Linked DNA regions of Homo sapiens: region 2 is linked to region 1. The links are chromatin contacts, found by Hi-C or POLR2A ChIA-PET in ENCODE. All regions are on one chromosome and are shown on one strand. Each heading gives the region's core, a stretch centred on a gene start or an enhancer-like site at or near the end of the contact. The rest is flanking DNA. Distances are from core to core; before and after follow the strand shown. Region 1 overlaps LOC105379412 (a long non-coding RNA gene). Region 2 holds the start of MGARP (mitochondria localized glutamic acid rich protein).

The links. A loop is a pair of places that touch in the nucleus more often than their neighbours do. ChIA-PET counts read pairs that join two places held with the same protein, here RNA polymerase II (POLR2A). Pooled maps may share reads with other maps.
Region 2: a map of ascending aorta shows a loop between it and region 1 (2.1-fold over the local background). The contact joins the promoter of MGARP here to the enhancer-like site in region 1. A Hi-C loop is called at or near these places in 6 of 168 maps with a recorded cell type or tissue (CD4-positive, alpha-beta T cell, OCI-LY7, aorta and 3 more), 14 of 37 single-sample maps with no recorded cell type and 11 of 50 pooled maps. POLR2A ChIA-PET finds 5 or more read pairs at or near these places in 13 of 52 experiments (AG04449, AG04450, BJ and 9 more).

What each region holds. Positions count from the first base shown.
Region 1 is chr4:139,239,188-139,246,211 of GRCh38, forward strand. LOC105379412 (a long non-coding RNA gene) reads left to right here. Exons shown (of 4, transcript XR_007058273.1): 3 at 998-1,088; 4 at 6,108-6,645. Among named protein-coding and RNA genes, the nearest start is that of MGARP, 38 kb to the right of the region's middle. Within about 2 kb of position 4,409, at least 8 of the 41 ENCODE cell types and tissues checked have a DNase peak (open chromatin) inside an H3K27ac peak, as active enhancers do; they include ascending aorta, where a contact is called at or near this core.
Region 2 is chr4:139,275,965-139,282,988 of GRCh38, forward strand. It overlaps MGARP (mitochondria localized glutamic acid rich protein), which reads right to left and starts at 4,261. Exons shown (of 4, transcript NM_032623.4): 1 at 4,113-4,261. The coding sequence starts at 4,194. RefSeq lists an enhancer at 4,016-4,225.

The DNA.
Region 1 (7,024 bases), core at 3,159-5,658:
AACCCTTTCTTAATTGGAAATGACTCATATATTAAATAAGCATTGTTAGAAATATGAAATATGTTAGAAATAGATAATCAGTGCCACAAAGAAAAGTCAGCAGAGAGACAAAAGATCTCTCAGCAAGGCAATCTTTACTTTCTGCAGAAAGGGTACTCAGTCACAGATGGAACAATGGCGAGAGCATACATGAACAAAGGAAAAGCAGGTATATTTATCCCTTATGCATTTGGGTCGACCTTACTGCTGTGCCCTGCATCCATTGACTGGAGCGGGACCTCACACTCAAACTGATACCCGATTTGCTAATAGCTAAAACTTTTCTAAATAGGTAAGTGCAGGGAAGAACAAAGAAGTTGCTTACGAAAGGTTTAAGGAAGCAATAACATTTCCAAATAAGGAAGGGGCATAGGCTGTGAGCTGGAACGTGACTGTGAGCATGTCCAACAGTTACATAAGATAGGGCTTAACAAGAGTTATTAGCACAAAGCAACGATGCTTGAAGAAAGTTAGTCTTTAAAAGAAACTATTATTTCTAACACTTATGATTTATGCTTTAACAAGAAGGGGAACTTTGAAGAGGAAACTTTTTACTTTCCACAAGCATCAAAAATAACTTTAAGATTTTAATTTATGGGCGGGGCACGGTGGCTCACACCTGTAATCCCAGCACTTTGGGAGGCTGAGGCGGGCCGATCACGAGGTCAGGAGATCGAGACCATCCTGGCCAACATGGTGAAACCCAGTCTCTACTAAAAATACAAAAATCAGCCGGGCGTGGTGGTGTGTGCCTATAATCCCAGCTACTTAGGAGGCTGAGACAAGAGAATCGCTTGAACCAGGGAGTTGGAGGTTGCGGTGAGCCGAGAGCATGACACTGCACTCCAGCCTGGTGACAGAGTGAGACTCCATCTCAAAAAAAAGATTTTAATTCACACAAAATGTCTACCTAAAACATTTATCCCATTCACTGTACTTTATTTTTTACTGTTAACAGAGGAGACATGAGACATCAATCAACATATGTAAAATGAACATTGGTTTGGACTCTGAGGTGAGGAGGGAGCTTGGAGGCTTTCAGATCACAGGTAGGTGGGAGGCAAACAGTTGCATTCTCCTGAGTTCCTGATTAGCCCTTCCCAAGGAAGCAATCAGATATACATTTATCTCAGTGAGACTTTGAATAGAGCGGGAGGCAGGCTCGCCCCTAGCAGCTCCCAGCTTGAATTAACACTGACATTTTAAAATACCTAGCAAAGACAAACATAAAATTCAGACAAAATGTATGCTGACAATTCTGAAGGCATTTCTGTTTTTATTCCACCAATAATTTTAAAGCTAGCTTGTTTATTAAAGTTATACTTTATTTATTTATTTATTTATTTATTTATTTATTTATTTATTTATTTATTTTGAGACGGAGTCTTGCTCTGTCACCCAGGCTGGAGTGCAGTGGTGCCATCTCGGCTCACTGCCAGCTCCGCCTCTCGGGTTCACGCCATTCTCCTGCCTCAGCCTCCCCAGCAGCTCGGACACAGTTGCACGCCACCATGCCCAGCTAATTTTTTTTTGTACTTTTAGTAGAGACGGGGTTTCACCGTGTTAGCCAGGATGGTCTCGATCTCTTGACCTCGTGATCCGCCCGCCTCGGCCTCCCAAAGTGCTGGGATTACAGGCATGAACCACCGCGCCCGGCCTAAAGTTATACTTTAAATCATGTGAACTTGAAAATTGCTTAGACCTATTTACTTAATTTATAAGTGCTTTTTTACTTATAAGCCAATTTTGGTAGACACAACATATAACAATAAGTGTACATACAAATAAACACATCTAGACATGCATACACACACATAAATGAAGATCCAGTAGCTTGGAACCTTAGCCATGAGATAGCAATACCAGCTTGCCCCAATAGATAATCCAGTGAAGGCTGTGAACCAAAATTTCAGTTAAAGCAGTTTCCATGGCAGCTTGATTTTTAAAGACCAAACCTTCCCAGACTCCAAAGAGCACTGGGGCCAAACCCTACCAAAGTAGCGTGTCACACATTAACCAGGCTCCCAGCTTAGAACCGCAGCACAAAAGCCTGGATACATGCAATGCCATTCCACTTTCCCTTTAGACAGTAAACTCCAGATTCCAAACAATGTTTGGGCCAGACAGCATTGCAATTGCGAGAGAAAATTCTAAGGAGGATTTAGTACTAGACCTCAGAGCCTCTGCTAAGAGCATCCCCTTTGAGCAGGTTGAGGTCCACAGGACCCACGGAGCATCCTCCTGTGGGGTCCAATCTTAGAGTGTCAGATGTCTCTGACCTTGGGTGGGCACTGGTACCACGTGCAGGTTTTCCCCTCCAAGGCCTACCTCCTAGTATGAGTCTTATAATAGCCATGAACTCTAATGAGAACAGGATGCCAGGTGGGCTTTTTGTCTTTAGCCAGTTGAGTACGTAAGGGAAGAACTTAGCATAAGAAAAGAAAGTTTAAGTCCCCTGAAACACGCGCGAGTTTGCTCTGAGCTGCAGGGATCAGGGATCGCCTAGATCTCCTTCCCCCTTCTGGACAGTGCAATTATAAACAGCCGCTGAAAGACTGAAAAGAAAGAAAGGAAAAAAAAAAAGAAAGAAAAACACCCAGATTCCTTAAGCTAACTGTAAAAAGACCCTGTTCCCCTAAGCGAAACATGAGATGGCAGTTAGGCCATCCTCAACATGGAAACCCTTCAGTTTCACGAACCACGGCCAGAAATCTGCAGCTGTTTCCATGTTTAGACGCCGCCCACCAAGGGTCCCCAGTTGGAAAGGAAAAGAGAGAGCGCGCCCCTGTATGGAGCGGAAAGGAAAGGGAGTAAAATGAATCCCAAACTTTTCGGCTTACCTCTTCTTCCTGTCTGATTCGCCGAAATATTAATGGTGGAGAGTGTCCCGGTTCTTGGCTTCCTGAACAAAGAATTGGACAAAACGCACAAGCAAGGAAAGGAAGGAATGAAGGGTTTTATTGAAAACGAAAGTACGCTCCATGGTGTGGGAGCGGGCCTGAGCATAGAGTCTCAAAGTCCCTGTTGCAGAATATTTGGGAGTTGAAATACCCTCTACTTGGGTACGCCCTATGTAAATGGAGAGGATGAAGTACAGTTACAAAGTCATTTACTTGGCCTTCGCCCTATGGAGAGGATATTTCCTATCATAGCTCAAGTGTGAATCTGCCTTATGTTCCCTGCCTCCAGACCCTATTTTCCTGCCTTACCAGGGCTAATGGAAATGTACCTTAGAATAGAAGAAGACTGTTGAAAACGAAGATTTTAGTCTATTTTGGTGTCTGCTTATAAAAGTGCCTGACATGTAGAAGGCACTCAATAAATACTTGTGGAATGATGAATGAATGAGAGGATGAATGTATGAGTGGGAACCCAGCCAAGCCCTTGACCTGTGGTTTTCTCTGGGTTTCAGCATCCCAGCAGCTCTCCTGGCAGGGAGGCAGAGCCCCCGGGGGCCACAGGGCAGGGCAGGCAAGATCTGGAAGTCAGTGATCAATGAGACTAGAAGGAGTTACCCATAAAAGGAAAACTTTACACTAACTCATCTAGAAAGTCAAGAGTGAGGGTGTTCTGTCACCCCACTGATGACCAGGAGTGATTTCACTGATCCTCCTGCTCCATGTGTGCCAATCTAGAGCCATGACTCCTGTCCAAAAGAGCGACCTTTCCACATACAAATAGAGAGAGTTCTAGACAGACCATATGCTGAGTTTCAGAAACAGAAATAATCACTTTGTGTGGTCCAGAAACACAGCTGTAATCCTGCTTAGAGTTGCTTTTTCTCTTTGTTTGCTTGTGTTGTTTTTTGGGAGACAGGTGTCAGGAAATAGCCTTTATAATAATGACATTAAAAATTTTCTTCTCTTAGGGCCGGATGTGGTGGCTCATGCCTGTAATCCCAGCACTTTGGGAGGCCAGGGTGGGCAGATCACGAGGTCAGGTGCTCGAGACCGGCCTGGCCAACATAGTGAAACCCCATCTCTACTAAAAGTAACAACAATTAGCATGGTGACATGTGCCTGTAATCCCAGCTACTTGGGAGGCTGAGGCAGGAGAATCACTTGAACCCGGGAGGTGGAGGTAGCAGTGAGCCGAGATCGCGCCACTGCACTCCAGCCTGGCGACAGAGAGAGACTCTATCTCAAAAAAAAAAAAAAGGCAACTTTCCATGATTGAAAAGTAGTACAATGTAATCCAGATGGGTTAGCTGAGACTAAGAGCAGTCAATAAAATACTTTATTAATGGCATAAGAGTTGCCTCCAGGTACTGGTGTTCTGATTACATAATATCTACATTTAAAAAAAAATCTAGTTCATGTGAAAGCATGGACATGCTTTAGGCATTAGGCAGCAGTAACTGTAATAGGACCAATAAGGCAATGTACCAGTCCAAACATGTCCATACGCTGTGATTCATTGTTGTTATGTTCAAAAGGGTTAGAGCTCTAGATAGCACTGAAACTCAACCAGCAGAAACTCTCCAGTAACCAGAAACTCTAATTTTTTGTTTGTTTTTTTAGATATGGGTCTCACTGTCACCCAGGCTAGAGTGCAGTGACTCACTGCAGCCTCAAATTCTAGGCAATCCTCCAGGCAATACGAGCTTGCCCCAATAGATAATCCAATGAAGGCTGTGAACCAAAATTTCAGTTAAAGCAGTTTCCATGGCAGTTCCATGGCTTCTCAAATTGCTGGGATTACAGGTCTGAGCCACTGTGCTCAGCCATGAAACTCCAATTAAAATAGTAGGCAGGGCGCAGTGGCACATGCTTGTAATCCTAACACCTTGGGAGGCCAAGGCAGGAGGATTGTTTGGGCCCGGGAGTTCAAGACCGGCCTTTCAAACATCGCAAGACCCTGTCTCTACAAAAATTAAAATTAGCTGGGTGAGGTGGCACTCACCTTCAGTCTTGTGAGGCTAAGGGTAGGAGGATCGCTTGAGCACAGGAGAGCGAGGCTGCAGTGAGCTGTGATTGCGCCACAGCACTCAGCCTGGGCGACAGAGTGAGGCTTTGTCTCAAATAAAATAAAATAAAATAATTGTAGTAGTGTCCACAAGAATCACCTGCAGACCCCGAAGATCTTAGACTTCGAATATTCACCCTGACTGCTCCCTTTACCTAGAATCCCACTTATCTTAGATCAGTCTAAGTCCCCACCTCTCCATTTGGCTACCCCTGCTTATCCTTCAAAACTCAGGTAAGATTTTCTCCTTAGCCAGGAGCCCTCTTTGAGCATAATTCACTTCCCCACTTCTCCTATAAGCCCCCATAGCATCTTTCAAATTTCTGTGTAGTTAACACATTACATGGCATATTTTGTTTGTCTTTCCCTCTGCCCAGAAGGTAAGCTTCTCAGTCTATTCATGCACCTAGTAAAATGCAATTACTATAGTAGGCAGCTCAACAAATATACACTAAGAAATGTTATTCAGAGTCTTGAAAAGTAGTGAATTGGCCGGCTGTGATGGCTTATGCCTGTAACTCCAGCACTTTGGGAGGCTGAGGCGGGCGGATCACCTGAGGTCAGGAGTTCGAAACCAGCCTGACCAATATGGTGAAACTCCGTCTCTACTAAAAATACAAAATTAGCTGGGTGTGGTGGCAGGCGCCTGTAATCCCAGCTACTCGGGAGGCTGAGGCAGGAGAATCACTTGAACCCAGGAGGCGGAGGTTGCAGTGAGCCGAGATCGCGCCATTGCACTCCAGCCTGAGCAACAAGAGCGAAACTCCATCTCAAAAAGAAAAGAAAAGTAGTGAATTAATTTGATCAAATAAAAGTAGCTTAGATAGCTCTATCTGCAATAAGCTTTGATGCTACAAAATTTTCCAGTGATCTTTAAGAGGAAAAAACTGAGAAGCAGTGTTCACTTTTCTTTCAGTTTCTTCTTTCCAGGAGGATACTAAGAAGTAATGATGCCTCTTTTTTTATGCTTAGAAAAATCTCAGATGAGGACAATCATCTTTATTTCTATTTTCAGCACGGGTTCTTGCTGTGTGGCTGTGAAAATGACTGACAGAAATTATAACCAGGTACCGACTGCTCTGTACTTTTTCTTTCTCTTCCAGGTTCGGGATGGCACGTTCCTAATTCCCTCTTGACCACAAAATGTGAGGATCTAGCCTCAAATCTGCAACGCTTGCGTCTAAGAAAAAAATTGTTTTTAAATTTCCATTTAACAGAAATACAGATGCAGAGCCATATAATCATCGGTCTTTGATCACTCAGCAAATCACAGAACAAGGAACAAATCCTAGAGGGGATGACAGGCCAGTTTTTGACCCTATAGCCCAGCAACCTCAACACAGAACCGGAACCTTTCCCACATTAATCGCAAGGCAAGCAAGTGACAGATTTTTACTTTTTAGTTCAATCTTTTTAAATCAATTATAAAAGATGACAAATATACACCTCTCTTGGGATACTTTAGATAGGGCCTTATATAAGTATTATATGTCCTAAAATCAGGCAGATCTTTCTTTATCCCCGTCACATATTTTACATTTCTGAAAGTAAAACAGGAAATTACTTCAAGAAAATGCCTGGAAGAAAAGCAAATATTTTCAAACTATTCAGAAGAATGGAATTTTTCAAAAATTAAAAGTTGCCAAAGGGAGCCAGGCATGGTGGGTCACACCTGGAACCTCAGTGCTTTGAGAGGCAGAGACAGGATGATCACTTGAGGCCAGCAGTTTGAGACCAGCCTGGGTAACATAGTGAGACCCTATCTCTATAAAAAATTAAAAAATTAGCTGGGCCTGGTGGTGCATGTCTGCAGTCGTAGCCACTCCAAAGTCTGAGGTGGGAGGATCACTTGAGCCCAGCAGTTTGAGGCTGAAGTGAGCTATAATCACGCCACTGCACTCCAGCCTGGGCAAGAGAGCAAGATCATCTCTTAAAAAAAGGGAAAATAAAATAAAATAAACTTGCCAAAGGGGAAAAAAAGCAAGTAATGTCTAATTATTTAAAGCCCAAAGAGAGAAAA
Region 2 (7,024 bases), core at 3,011-5,510, 37 kb after region 1:
GAAAGGTTGTATCTGAAATAGAAGTACAATTCTGTATAAACTAATAGAAACAGATAAAGGTACTATATTATTATATTTAAACATTTATTTTGTAGTACTAACATTTGCATATCCTATAATGCCCTGGAATTGAAATTTTTACAATAAACTTAAAGTCGGAAGGAGCTTAAAGTATATACAACTCAAATTCTTTATTTTAAAAATAAAGACATAAACACATTTATGTATTCTTTCAACTAACACAGCTGAGCATCTACTACGTATTTGGAATTGTTAGAAGCATTAAGAATATAACCGTGAACAAGACAGATAAGGTCCCTAGTCTCAAGCCATTCACAGTCTAGAAGGAGGGTATGAACATACAAATAATTGTGATACAGTATGACAAATGTAATAAGTGTTAAGCCAAGCTACAGGCAGAGTAAAACTCAACTAGCTGGCCAAGGTAGTTGTCATAATAGAAGAGACCTGAGTTTTGAAGGAAAATAAGGGAAAGAGGAATGGCACTGGAGGCAGAAGGTGTAACGTATAAAAGCATGAGAGATTCGTGACCCAGAAGGTACAAAGTACAGGATGAATATCCCTTATCTAAAATGCTAGCAGTGGGTGCAGTAGCTTATGCCTGTAATCCCAACATTTTGGGAGGCAGAGGTGGGAGGATCACTTGAGCCCAGGATTTCAAGACCAGCCTGGGCAATGTGGTGAACCCCATCTCTACAAAAAAATTTTATAATATTAGCTGAGAGTGGTGGTATGTGCCTGTAGTCCCAGCTACTTTGGGAGGCTGAGGCAGGAGGATCACTTGAGTCCTGCAGTGAGCTGTGATTGTACCACTGCTCTCCAGCCTGGGCAACAGAGAAAGGTTCTGTTCCAAAAAAATAATTAAAATAAAATAAAATGCTTGGGACCAGAAGTGTTTTGGGTTTTGGATATTCTTTATTTTGGAATATATGCATACACATAATGAGATATCTTGGGGATGGGACTGAAGTCTAAACAAAAAATTCATTTATGTTTCGTATACACCTTACACACATAGCCTGAAGGTAATTTCATACAATATTTTGAATAATTTTGTGCTTGAAACAAAGTTTGTGTTAAGTACTTACATGTGAAATTTTCTACTTGTGGCATCATGTCAGTGCTCAGAAAGTTTCTAATTTTGGAACATTTTGTGTTTTAGATTTTTGGATTAAGCATGTCCAACCTGCAATTTGATGTGGCCTAACATAAAGTATAGGGGTGCAGGGACTAGTGGAAAGCTATGATTTGCACAGGGCGAATCTTAAGGCATGCTTACAAACCTTCATAGTAGCAAAATCACAACGATTTCCTGTTTATGTTCTTAGTTTGGATATAAATGGCCGTTTCTTGGAAAAAAATTTTTTTCCTTCTAATGTGCCCCAAAGGCTATGAGAAGAGGTTATCGCTTTGACTTGTGGTGGGACTTCTGATGGCTTAAAAGTACATCTGTGATCAAATAGGGAATATATAGCCTTCATATTTCTCAAACAGACAAAAATATCAGAAATATTTTTTAAATAGAACTAAAATTACCAGAGATTTAAGTAGACTTAAATACAAATACAATGATGGACAAGTTACTTAAAAAGACAATGAAATGAGAAATTTTTCAATAAGGATTAATTAGACAAATTTTAGCACATTCATACAATGTGAAACAAATAGACATAACTTTTGCAGAACAATATTTACTTACATGAGAAAATATTTACAATGTATTAGGTGAAAAGTCATAGCAAAATACTCTGGGACTATCCAAGATTTGTGGAAATAATGTGCACAAGGAAGGAATGAGGGGAAAAAAAAGGTCTGGAAAACTAAATATACTAAAACGTAATTAGTTGTGTTCACTGAGTGGTAGGATTACAGGTGAATTCCATTTTTTATTTTACCTGTTTTTCCCCAATTATCTATTATAAATCTAAATTATTTATTCATTAAAAAGTTACCCTTTTAAGGCTGGGCTCGGTGGCTCACACCTGTAATCCCAGCACTTTGGGAGGCCGAGGTAGGTGGATCACCTTAGGTTGGGAGTTCAAGACCAGCCTGACCAACATGGAGAAACCCCATCTCTACTAAAAATGCAAAATTAGCTGGGTGTGGTGGCCCGTGCCTGTAATCCCAGCTACTCCGGAGGCTGAGGCAGGAGAATCACTTGGATCCGGGAGGCGGAGGTTGTGGTGAGCCGAGATCACGCCATTGCACTCCAGCCTGAGCAACAAGAGTGAAACTCTGTCTCAAAAAAATAAAATTACCCTTTTAAAAGCAAAAAGGAGAGAACAAAATGTGATGAGACACAGTTAAAAATTTTTCCTTCAATAAAACTGAAAAAAATTATTTTTCATCAAAGTAGAAAGTATGAACAAAAGGTTAAGTAATGTCCACGACTGAAGACAAATTTGTTTCCAATCAATAATAGTTCTTAAATACATTTTAAGTGCTGCAAAAATAGTTAGATGAAAATCAGAGAAAGACCAGTACCTTTACAAGCAGCATTGCTAGATACGTATTTAAAATTTTTAAACTACTTCTATTTTGCCGCAAATTGGGAAGAAAATTATTTGGAATTTCTGCAGCTACAAAAAAAAGGTGCGCGTGTGTGTGTGTGTGTTTGTGTGTGCGTGCACGCGCGCATGATGTCGGTGGGGAACGCAGACAGATAAAACGAAAGGCCACGGTCAGAGGACTAATCTTTCTCCCCGTTCTCAACAGAACAGTCCCGTTATCTTCCGAAGTTTAAAATAAATGGCTTCTCCCTACTTCATCAGTGTATATATATATTTAAAAGCTCTATATCATTTGGTATAAAGATCTAGAAAAATAAAGGCAATAAAGATCTAGGAAAACGAAGATGTCTTATTTCTGATACTTGAGGGATAACTTCCTTCCACCAGCATTTTACAAGAAAAATAAAGCGAGTTAGTTAGACCTCCGTCCTTCCCTCCCACCACCACCAACAGAGGCCTAATCAACGTGAAAAAAAAATCGGCCCATGGAATTCTCCGCGCACATCTTTCTCTCCTGCTGGAATCCACCCTCTGGGGTAAAATTATCTCGGAAGGCTCAGAAAGTGAGGCTAAGTGAAGAGAGCATTAAGAACCCTTCACGATATTGTCTAAGAGCCGTCCCCCAGTCGTGAGTGGAAGAGAGAGGGGTGACGGATGGGGACTAGGGAAAAGCGGCTGGGGCAGAACCGCCCTGGAGCGCAAGCCTGGTCCCAGAAGAAAAACAATCTTCCTTGCTCACACCTATTAAGCACCTACTATGTTCCCAGCACTATACGAAGCGCTTTCCTATATGTCCGTTTTTATTTAATAAGCCTCCAGTTCACACTGCAACTCCCCCTTTAGTTAATTGCTGAGTATTCTGCTTTTTCTCGCGTATCCTCAGAACCAAAGGTGTCGATATTTGGACTACAGAGCCAAGCAGTTGCAGGACGACGTGCAACCTCAAAGGAAAGTGTCCCGAAGGCCGCTTCCTTTTTGGGGGTTGTGGATCTCAGAGCCAGGCGCTCGCGGGGTTCAGGCTGCTGAGACCCTGCCAAGGGTTAGGTTTATTTACCCCACGAACATTCGCCCAGCGTCCACTGAGCGGGCCCTGCCTCACTGCCTCCCAGCGCTTGCCGGGCCCGCTCGCTGATCGGCGTCCACCTTCCCACCGTTCCTCTGCTTCCTCAGGAGATTGGAGAGCGAATGGTGCCTCTAACAATAAAAGTGGTAAGCTGCGACTTTGTCAGCCAGGCACGTTTTTAAGTGCTTTTAACCATACATTAACTCATTAAAAAGGAAAACCATCATCGCCCTCATTTTATAGATGAGGAAACAGGTTAAGCCATTTGTCCAAGATCAGGATGCGAACCCAGATAATCTGGACTCTGAGGCACCCTGGAAAAGTTCCCTACTTCCAAAGTCTGCAGGAGCTTCGGGACGTCTTCCCGGGAGTCTCCCCCAGTCTCCTCGACCTCCAATCCAGGCTTCTGCTGCTCTGGGTCGGGTTTGGCCAACTGGGTGCCGGCCGGTTCCCTGGCGCGGGCGAAATCTGCACCCGAGGCGCCCGTCCTCCTCTCCGGGCTAGACCTCCTTACTCACCGTCCTTTCCGAGCGGCGCGGGGTTGGGGGGCGCCCTCAGCGGCAGCGCCAGAGTCTTGGAGACCGCCCTGCGGAGATACATCGCGCCCGCTGTCCGCCGCGCAGCAGCCTCGGTACCCAGGCGCAGGCTGCCCTTCCACAGAGAGGCTGAGAGCCTGGCAGCGCCCCGCCCGGAGGAGGCACGTCGACCTTCATCCAGCCCCGCCTCCGCGGCCCCCGGGAGGTGGGGAGACCTTTGTAGTCCTCACCATCCTCCCCTAACCCATCTCCAGCTCTGTTGCTATCCCTGAGGTCTCTAGAGCTGACCGCGGCATCTCAGAAAAGGGATGGGGAACCTACAAGTCGCCGTCGCCTGCCTGGCTCATTCTGTACCACTGAATGTAACTCCTCACAGCAAGCTGGAAATGTTTTGGGAATTGGACGAGATTAAGACAAGGACACAGTTTATCACGCTGGATGTAATCTGAAACCATTTTATCTCCTGCATTCCGTTAGCTTTCCTAGGAGAGGGAAGGATAGCTGGAAGTTTCTTAAAAATGAGAAGAGCGAAGGGGTAGCCTCAGCCTTCCATTAGCGCACTGGGTGATGCTCAGAATCGTAAGAAAATCTGCAGACAATGGTTGAATTTCTAGACAGCTCACTGTTAAAACGACTTTAAAATATCAAAAACACTGTATATTCCTCTATGGGATGTGAAATTAATATTTCCACATCAGCGGCCGGGCACAGTGGCTCACGTTTATAATCCCAGCACTTTGGGAGGCCGAGGCAGGCGGATCACTTGAGGTCAGGAGTTGGAGAGCAGCCTGGGCAACATGGTGAAACCCCGTTTCTACTAAAAATACAAAAAATTAGCCGGGAGTGGTGGCGCGGGCCTGTAATCCCAGCTACTCGGGACGCTAAGGCAGGAGAATCGCTTGAACCCGGGAGGCGGAGGTCGCAGTGAGCCGAGATCATGCCACTACATTCAAGCCTGGGTGACAGAGCAAGACCCTGTCTCAAAAGCAAAACAAAACAAAACAAAAACCCCAAAAACAAAACAAAACAAACAAAACAAAAAAACACATCAACTAAAAATACTAAATTATTAGTTTTCCGTCTCATCGTGGCTACAAGAACTTGTCATGGTTTGAATATGGAAACCAATAATTTATTACGTTTATAACATTGTCTAAATGATTACTCTTTGGAAGACACCATTTCCTACTATAATAATCCCTTATGTGTGTTTGGCACTTGAAAGATTATAAAGCACTTTCACATCTATTATCTCTTTTAATTTTCACTGCAACCCTCTGAGGGAGGTGGCAATTATTCCCTTTAGCAAATGCCACCACCAGGTGGTGGGTGGGAATGTCCAGGGATTTACTGGTGGTCATGAATTAAAAAACAAAAAGGACATGAACATAATACTTCTAGCTTAAAGTTCTATTGGCATGTAACAGGCACAATATTTGTTCATTTGCTATGTAAATAGACGTTTCTCAGAAGTTATAGTCCTGAACCTAATTATAATTATATTTAACATATTCTCATAAGAAGAGTACAAGCCAATGATCAGATTGGTTTTTTGATACTCAGAAAGAGAGTTAACTAGTTTAATCACTAGGGTGACAGAGCGAGACTCAGTCTCAAAAAAAAAAAAAGTTTACAACATAGATGGGTGTGGTGGTACATGCCTGCAGTCCCAGCTACTCCAGAGGCTGAGGTGGGAGAACTGATTGAGCTCAGGAGGTCAAGACTGCAGTGAGCTGAGATCTTGCCACTGCACTCCAGCCTGGGTGACAGAGTGAGACCCTGTCTCAAAAAAAAAAAAAAAAAAAAAAAAAATCACACACAGTGGCTCACAGCACTTTGGGAGGTGGAGGCAGAAGGATTGCTCGTGCTAGGGAGTTCAAGTCCAGCCTGGCAAATATGGCAAAACCTCATCTGTTTCTTTTTCAGAAAGAAAAAAAAAAGGCACATTAGATATGAAATGTAAAAAATAAAGTAAAAAAAATAAAGGATATAAAATGTGCTCAGCTAGTTGGAGGAGGCAGTGCTAGATTCTGACTTCCAGCCTAAGGTGAAGCTCAAGGCTCTCCTGCTACACTCTGCTGCCTTTCAGTGTGGCACATGGCCGGATTCATTATATCCCACCATCTCTTATTAGATGGTACGGTCCAGTGGGAGGTTATCATGCTCTCTAGGTTGAATATGGCCATACCAGCTGGGATATAAAAGAACTGTGAGATAAATAGTTCCATTTCTCCAGATTATTTTCCTTAGTTAAAAGCTCATGCCTTTCAAGTTGAAGGGAATTTCTATCTACTCAGCTGCTCCTGTGGCTTTCCGTTTTGATGGCAAATTCTTTTCAAATCTTGATGAAACATTTTCCAAGAGAGGACATGCCCTCGAGTTGTCAAATTCACTCCAGAGCAGACTGTTTCTTCCAAACCCCAGATAAATTTAACACATCTTTGCTATGGAAGACTCTGTAAGGCTCAGCCAATAGTTTCCTAACTATTAATCATACTGTTCGTAATGCTGCCCTTGAGCACATCCTTGAAATTTTTCTTCGTTTGGTTGGAAAAACAAGAATTTAGGGTCAGAGATAACTCGGCTTACCTTAGATGACCTCCATCTAACTGTGATTATTGACAAGGATTATATTAGTCTTGAAAACATTATTATAAAGGTCCTCTACTGGCAACATTAATTATACTTTCAAGGCTTAACAGCTATATAAATAAAAGAAATTTTCAAAGTCTGAGTGGTTTCCTGGATTTCACAGAAATATCAGCTAAGTTTTTCTGAGCACTCAATTCTTAGGCTATTGCCTATATGTTTTGAGAGATAAATACTGACACACACTTAAACAATTTAGAGGAGCAACTAGGAGGATAAATTGGCAAGCAGTTAAGAAAGTCCTG